Regions from separate parts of the Homo sapiens genome. Here region 1 is linked to region 2. A link is a contact called in ENCODE Hi-C or POLR2A ChIA-PET data. All regions are on one chromosome and are shown on one strand. Each heading gives the region's core, a stretch centred on a gene start or an enhancer-like site at or near the end of the contact. The rest is flanking DNA. Distances are from core to core; before and after follow the strand shown.

Region 1 (3,855 bases), core at 105-2,604, 110 kb before region 2:
GAAAAAAAAAATTTAGGTGTCAGCTCAATTATTTCTCTTTGAAAGAATTTAAATGAAATAGAAATTATTTTAATTAGCTGTTAGGATTATTTGGCTTGTGAACTCAATTTCAATTATTTGGCTTGTGAACTCAGTACACAAAAATGTATTTATTGACTCAAATAATTTGGAAAACCAGGGCTTATCAGTCCAGCTTTAGATATGACTAGATTTAGAAGTTCAAAATAATTTTCTCTGCTTACTAAACTTGAAGTTGGCTGCATTATTGGGCAGGCTCTCCCCACAATGTGGCAAAAATGACCAGCAGCAGTTCCTAGTTTATGTTGTACTGGCAGCTGGAATTTCTAGTAAAAATAAAAATAAAAAGTCAATTTTTCAATAGCTCCAACAGAAGACCCAGGGAGAGCTTTTATTGTCCTGGCTTTGGTCATGTGATCATCCCTGGATGTAATCACCATGAATGAAGAAATCCAGTACTTTATTGGCCAGGTTTCCATGATAGCAGCCCTAGAGCCAGGAGTTCTAGAGCCCCACCTAAAGAACTTGGACTCAGAATGGGAAAAAGCTCCTAAAGAGCTGAACAAAGCACAGGTTAACTATGTCTCTCATTATCTTTCCATCCCTTGGCTGCCCAGTATCCATATGAGCCTTCTTTCTATTTATAAAATTCTCAAAGTGGCCCTTGCAAATATACCTCTACCAGAAAAAATTCCCTACCTTCACTCTAAAGGGAGACTATGCTTAGGCTCATCCAGTTACTGCTTTCAACTTCAATTCCAGAATCTCTAAGTTATGACATTTTTTTGGTTGGGTCTAAATGTAGCTCATCGTGGCTTGGCAACCTCTGGCTAAAAGATAAATTTAGCACTGCCACTTCACATTGGTAGAGAGAAAATGCCATCACTGCAATAAAACTTCCATTTGGAAAAGGCGAGAAGGGCAACCACTGAAGATTGATCTCAAGTCCATCACAATGATCTCATGCTGCTGGGCAAAGAGAGCAAGGACTCTCTGACCTGGCAGTGGAGGGAGTTCTTTGTTCAGGAATCTGGCTGGCCCTTCACTGCTTTCTGGGAGGAACTCCCTTTCCTATTGTCCTGCACAGCTATGCGTCAGATGGACACCAGGAAGTTCCTGTTCTAACAGCTAGAACATTTTAGTTCCTCCTTCCTGTGGGTGTGGGTTTGGGCACTGAAAATTCGCCCTACGAGTTAGGCATTCTCTGGGCTGTTTGCTGAGCCTTGGCATTTCACTGGCAATGCCACAGCCTCTCCTGACAGATCTGTTGGCTGTTGCTCTGTTAATTTCTTGGATACTCCCTACAGTGGTAACAAAGCCAGAGCTTTTGTGGAGTCATGGCCCATCAGCCTGGTTCCAAACCTCACTGATTCTCCCTCTTAGCAATCAGCCTTTATGCTCTACCCCTCTCCCTAGCCATTTGGGCCTCACACTTGGAGGCAATGGGCTGAAATCACACAGATCCTCACCCCTCAGTGGTGGAATTCCTAGGGATGGCTTTTGGAGTAGAATTGTACCTGCTCTCTTTGAATGTACAGCAGCAAGTGTTTGGAACCCAGATCCCTGGTTGACCAGGATCCCAATCTCTTTTCCCGTTATGTTTCCTGCTTGTACTAAATTTAGCATGGGGCAGAGATTTACACATCCTAAAGGCCAATGGTTATCTGCTGTTGGCCATTTTGGAGTGCCTGGAGCAGGCAGAAAGGATGACTCTTAGGAAGGACCAAATCCCTTTTCCTCTTTCCTTCTGCAACTGCCAGATGAGGCTGAAGGTCGTTCCTTTCCTATATGGTCTTACTGAAGGCCAAAAGAAGTAGCCAACAACCTCCAAAATTCTGGCATCTTTTTCCTGATTCCATAAAACTTGATATTTACAGTCAAGTCATGCATTGCATAATGATGTTTTAGTCAACAACAGAGTGCATCTATGGTGGTGATCCCATAAGATTATAATAACATATTTTTACAGTACCTTTTCTATGTTTTCTATGTTTTCTATGTTAGATATGTTTACATACACAAATACTTAACCATTGTGTTACAGGTGCCTACAGTATTCAGTAAAATAGCATGCTGTACAGGTTAGTAGCCTAGGAGCAATAGGCTATATCATATAGCTTAGGTGTGTGATAGGCTATACCATCTAGGTTTGTATAAGTAAACTCTAGAATGTCCCCACAATGACAAAATTGCCTAATGATGCATTACTCGGAATTTGTTCCTGCTGTTAAGCAACACATGACTGTATATGATTTGAGTTCTGATACACATTAAGCATCTTTCATCTGGCGGCTTTGCTGTCAACAGCATTTGCCTTTTTCCCAGGAATGGGGCAGTCCTCCCTCTCACCTCAGCTTATCCAGTGTCACATTTTAAGAACTGTCATTTACAACACTCCACTTCCAGCTATCAAATACTGTATTGGTTAGGGTTCGCTTCAGTGCAAATAATATAAATTCAGCTTATAAAAGTTTAAATAGAAGGAATTTCTTGGCTTCTCTGACTAGAAAGGCCAAAGATGCAATTGTCTTCAAGCATGTTGGTTACAGAGTTCAGTATTATCAGTATACATTTTTTTCCACTTGTCCCTACTATCTATGTTGGCTACTCTGTAATTGTTTTTCCACTTGTTAGCAAAGACAGCCACCAGCAGCTTCAGGCTGCATCCGCAGGGTTAGCAACACAACCAAAATTGTAAATACAAATATTCCTTTGTTGGCCTGTCTGGGCCACCTGACCAGTTTTTTAGGAATGTAGTACTATACTTAGCAAGTTCTGCAACACATGCCAGCTTCCCCTGGATCCAGAGAGTAGGATCAGCCACTTGCAGTGAGAATGGCAGAGGAGTGGTTTTCCTGAAGAAGATGCTAAATCAAAAAGCCTGTATTCCCTACCTTAGGCAAGTGACTTGAAAGTTGGGAGGCAGATACCTAAACACACTTTAGTCTTAGTTACATATTATCATGTACAATTGACCCTTGCACAACACGGGCTTGAACTGCACAGGCCCACTTACGTGTGGATTTTCCTCCACCTCTGCCACCCCTGAGACGGCAAGACCAACCCTCCTTTTCCTCCTCCTCCTCAGCTTACTCAACAAGAAGATGATGAGGATGAAGATTTTGTGATGATCTGCTTCCACTTAATCAATAATAAATATATTTTCTCTTCCGTATGATTTTCTTAAAAAAAATTTCCCTAGCTTACTTTGTTGTGAGAATACAGTATATAATACATACAACATATAAAATATGTGCTTGTCAGCTATTTATATTATTAGTAAGGAATGCAGTCAACAGTAGGCTGTGTTAACAGTTAAGTTTTCTTGGGGACTCACAAGTTATGCTTGGATTTTTGACAGTGTTGGGGGTCAGCACCCCTAACATGTGCCTTGTTCAAGGGTCAATTGTAATTATTGAACACACATTCTTTCTATAGCACAGTCACTCTCATACACTTTGGCCTCAAGAGCCCTTTTAACCCTTAAAATGTATTAAGGACCCCAAAGAGCTACTGATTTTGTGAGTCCTTAATATAATGTTTACTTTATTAAACATTGAATCAGAAATTTTAAAATTGTTTCATAATTTTATTTAAAATAACAATAATAATCCCAAAAAGTTAATGTAATTAGAATATTTTAGTGAAACATTACTATATTTTCAAAACAAAAAGAATTATTGAGAAGAGTTTTACATGTAAAAAAAACCTGGTTGCTTCATTACTATTTTTTACACTTTTGCAAATTTCTGTAATATCTGACTTAATAGCAACTGAATTTTTATATCTGCTTCTGCTTTAGTTCATAACTATGTTGTTTGTTTTGGGTGAAAGAGA
Region 2 (4,054 bases), core at 590-3,089:
AGGGGTGTGGCTTGCCTGTTCGGTCATCGTTGTTGCTCAAACTCCTGACAGGAGGGGGAACACGCAGATGGGCAGGTACAGGAGCCGGGGCAGGTACTCTGGGCTCCGCTCCTGCAGTAGTGTCTAGGGGTGGGTGCCTGCGGCCCCAGTGTTACAGTGCTCTTTTAGCCTTGCCATCCTCAGACACCTTAATGTTAACCAGCTCAATGGACCCTCTGCCTTTTTGCAAGGGCAGAGGGCCAGTGTGACAGCTTTCTGTATCCCGAGCTCTTGCCCAGTGTCCCAGAAGAATCGGTTCACACACGGGCTTGAAGGATGAATGCGGGGTTTTATTGAGTGGTGGAAGTGGCTCTCAGTGGGATGAATGGGGAGCCGGAAGTGGGGATGGAGTGGGAGGATGATCTTCCCCTGGAGTTTGGCCATTCAGCAGCTGAACTGCCCTCCGGCCACCCCCAGCCGAACTTCTCTCAGTGTTCAGAAATTCCTCCTCTTCTCTCTTTCTCTGCCATGTTGTTCCACTGTTCATCTGCTTTTCTCCTCATCTCCTTATCTGCTCCTCTGCTCATCTGCTCATCTGCTTCTGGAGCCTGGGGTTTGGGATTTATATGGGTACAGGATAGGGGGATATGGCAGGCCAAAAGGCATCTTTTTGGGCACAGAAACAGAAATGCCTGTTCCTACTTAGGGTCAGAGGTCTCCAGGCTTGAGGGTGGGGCCTTTGCCAGGGAACCGCCCTCTTCTAGCCAGTCCATCTTCTAGCCATTTCCATCTCCTGTCCATTCATCACCAAATCCTTATTGAAGAGAATCCACTTACACTGTTTCTGAAGGTTATTTCATATACTGAGTAGTTCTTGCTGCTGTAAGAGCTGAAATTTTTATGCTGTGCTCTAACCCTAATTTTATCAAGAACAGAAGAACTACACAGCTTGTTTCTAAAACTACGAAAGATTACTTCTTTCAAATATTCTTTTCTACACTTTTCTGGTGTCATTGCTATCTTGGTGAGAGTGATTGTAAACACCTTCTGTGTGCAAAATATCATGGGAGATGTACAATTTGAATATAAGGGCACTATCCATCTCACTACATATAATTTAATATTTTCATAATTATCCAATATTTATTCACTTTATGAAAACAGATTTATTTGTACTGTCAGGCTTATTATAGGCCTTGATTGCATTTCCAAAAGGGCCTGTCATTTGGCAGCTACAGTTTAATGCTTTTATTCACAATTTGTAGAAGACATGTAATAACTACTCATCACATTTTGGGATGTCATAAAGATGGGAAAGACAACAGATGTAAAAGATAATGGAGTAAGATTCAAAAATACTTTGATGTGTTGGAACAAATGGCCTTAAACCCACAAAGATGAAGTTTAATGGGAAAAAATATAAGAGCATGAGAGTCACCTGTGGGCCTTGTTGGCCATGAAAGATAATCAAATATTGGGCTGTGAATTTGTTCAGGTCATCCAAGAAGCTGACATCAAGATGAAAGTAAATTTGCAAGGATTTTATTGGGGAAAATGTCTGAGAGAGAAAATGGAGAGGGAGCTGGGAAGAGATGGGAGAGCCATCCAGCCTTGATGCAAATCTGATTCCTAGTGAGGAGAGACAAGAAGGAAAGTTGGGTAAAAGCACCCTGGACTATCCTGAAGTCTAATGGAAGTGCGGCCAGGCCACTGGTGTCTTTAAGCCAAAGTTGGCCTAAAGTTGAACAAGTTCTCAGGCTCTCAGTGACAGGCTGCCTTAGGAAGCCTGCGGCACTTGATAATTGTCTACAAGCGGCTGTTGGGAGGCTTGGCTCTCTGCCCCAATTTTATGAGTGCAAATGAAACAATGCATTTCAGAGTGTGGCAGCTGGGGCCAATAGTCAAGTAGTTGAAAGTCTGCAAGGTGCATTCTCAAGGTACACAGGAGCCAGTGCGTATGTAATTTGGCTTTTCAAAACTCCATCCTAGTTTTGCTTAGAAAATATTTCAGAAAAAAAATGTTTAAATAAATAATTCAAAACTAAACAAATCTGAGATCCTGAAAATGCAATCCTGTTTTAGGATTTCTGGTTTCAAAATAGTTACTGTTCACTGAGAAGATTTTTAAGACAAAGAACGAAATTCTGTTCTTTGCTGGAGGGGTGTCCCAGGGGTGGAGGGGTGTCATGCACATATATTACTAGGGAATAATGATTGTTTCATATTCCTTTTATTTCAAGGATCTACAGTCATTCTCTTTTTGATGCTTAAACTGCCAACTTTTGCCAGTGGGAGCCCTGTTAAGGCTGGCTCCTGAGTCGTTTTGACATTCCACGTTAATCTTTGTTTTTAGCTTGTAGATCTTTTTTTAAAAACCAATTTTATTGAAGTATTATTTACATGTGCTGAAATGCACCCATTTTAAGTGTAAAGCTTGATGAGTTTCAACAACTATATCTCCCACATCACAGTCAAGAATAGCCATTGAAGACGGGCTGGGTGCGGTGGTTCACGCCTGTAATCCCAGCACTTTGGGAGGCCAAGGCGGGCGGATCACGACGTCAGGAGATCAAGACCATCCTGGCTAACACAGTGAAACCCCGTCTCTAGTAAAAATACAAAAAAAAATTAGCTGGGCATGGTGGCGGGCGCCTGTAGTCCCAGCAACCCGGGAGGCTGAGGTGGGAGAATGGCGTGAACCTGGGAGTGGAGGTTACAGTGAGCTGAGATTGTGCCACTACACTCCAGCCTGGAGGACAGAGCAAGACTCTGTCTCAAAAAAAAAAAAAATAGCCATTGAAGTGATATCTGCACCCCCATGTTCATTGCAGTGTTATTCGCCACAGGCAAGATATGGAAACAACCTAAGTGTCCATCAAAGTATAAATGGATAAAGAAAATGTGGCATATATATATTCACACAATGGAGTATTATTCAGACATAAAAAAGAAAGAAATCTTGCCTTTGTCACAACATAGATGAACTTGGAGGACATTATTCTAAATGAAATAAGTAACACATATGAAGACACTGTGTGCTCTAACTTATATACGGAACCCATAATAGTTGAACTCTGAAGCAGAGAGTAGGATGGTGGTTACCAGGGGATGGGGAGTGGGGGAAATCAGGGAGGTGTTAGTCAAAGAGTGCAAACTTTCAGTTACAAGATGAACATGTTCTGGAAATCTAATATACAGCATGGATGATTATGGATGTATTAAACTAATTTGATTGAGATAATCATTACACAATGTATATGTATATCAAATCATCATGTTGTATACCTTGAATGTATTCAATTTTTATATGCTGGTTAAATATTTTTAAATTAAAAAATGAATAGTCATCCACAAAGTTGCCTTGTACCCCTTTGCCGTCATTGCCCCCTCAATCCCAGCCCTAGGCAATCACTGACCTGTTTTCTTCCACTCTAAATTCCTTGTGCCTATTCTAAAATTTTATATTAATAAATCACATAGAATATATTCTCTTTAATTGATGCTTGATTTGTAAAAACTTATTTTAATGCTTTTTTTTTTTTTTTTTTTTTTTTTGAGACAGAGTCTTGCTCTGTCTCCCAGGCTGGAGTGCAGTGGTGAAGTCTCGGCTCACTGCCACCTCCACCTCCCGGGTTCATGCCATTCTCCTGCCTCAGCCTCCCAAGTAGCCGGGACTACAGGCACCAGCCACCACGCCCAGCTAATTTTTCTTTTTTTGTATTTTTAGTACAGATGGGGTTTCACTGTGTTAGCCAGGATGGTCTCGATCTCCTGACCTCGTGATCCACCCGCCTCGGCCTCCCAAAGTCCTGGGATTACAGGTGTGAACCACCATGCCTGGCCTAATGCTTTAGAGATTAAACTGTATCATTAAATGTTTAAAAAAGTTTGTACCCTTTGACTAACATCTCCCTGATTTCCCCTACACCCCATCCCCTGGTAACCACCATCCTACTCTCTGCTTGAGAGTTCAACTTTTATGGGTTCCATATATAAGTGAGAGCACACAGTGTCTTTATATGTGTCGCTTATTTCATTTAGAATATTGTCCTCCAAGTTCATCTATGTTGTGACA

Evidence for each region. A loop is a pair of places that touch in the nucleus more often than their neighbours do. ChIA-PET counts read pairs that join two places held with the same protein, here RNA polymerase II (POLR2A). Pooled maps may share reads with other maps.
Region 1: a pooled map shows a loop between it and region 2 (1.9-fold over the local background). The contact joins two enhancer-like sites. A Hi-C loop is called at or near these places in 1 of 50 pooled maps. POLR2A ChIA-PET finds 5 or more read pairs at or near these places in 2 of 52 experiments (HEK293 and activated T-cell).

Annotation. Positions count from the first base shown.
Region 1 is chr13:33,507,155-33,511,009 of GRCh38, reverse strand. It overlaps a transcript of STARD13 not described here. Among named protein-coding and RNA genes, the nearest start is that of LINC02344, 170 kb to the right of the region's middle. Within about 2 kb of position 1,354, at least 16 of the 41 ENCODE cell types and tissues checked have a DNase peak (open chromatin) inside an H3K27ac peak, as active enhancers do.
Region 2 is chr13:33,399,181-33,403,234 of GRCh38, reverse strand. It overlaps a transcript of STARD13 not described here. Among named protein-coding and RNA genes, the nearest start is that of LINC02344, 66 kb to the right of the region's middle. Within about 2 kb of position 1,839, at least 3 of the 41 ENCODE cell types and tissues checked have a DNase peak (open chromatin) inside an H3K27ac peak, as active enhancers do.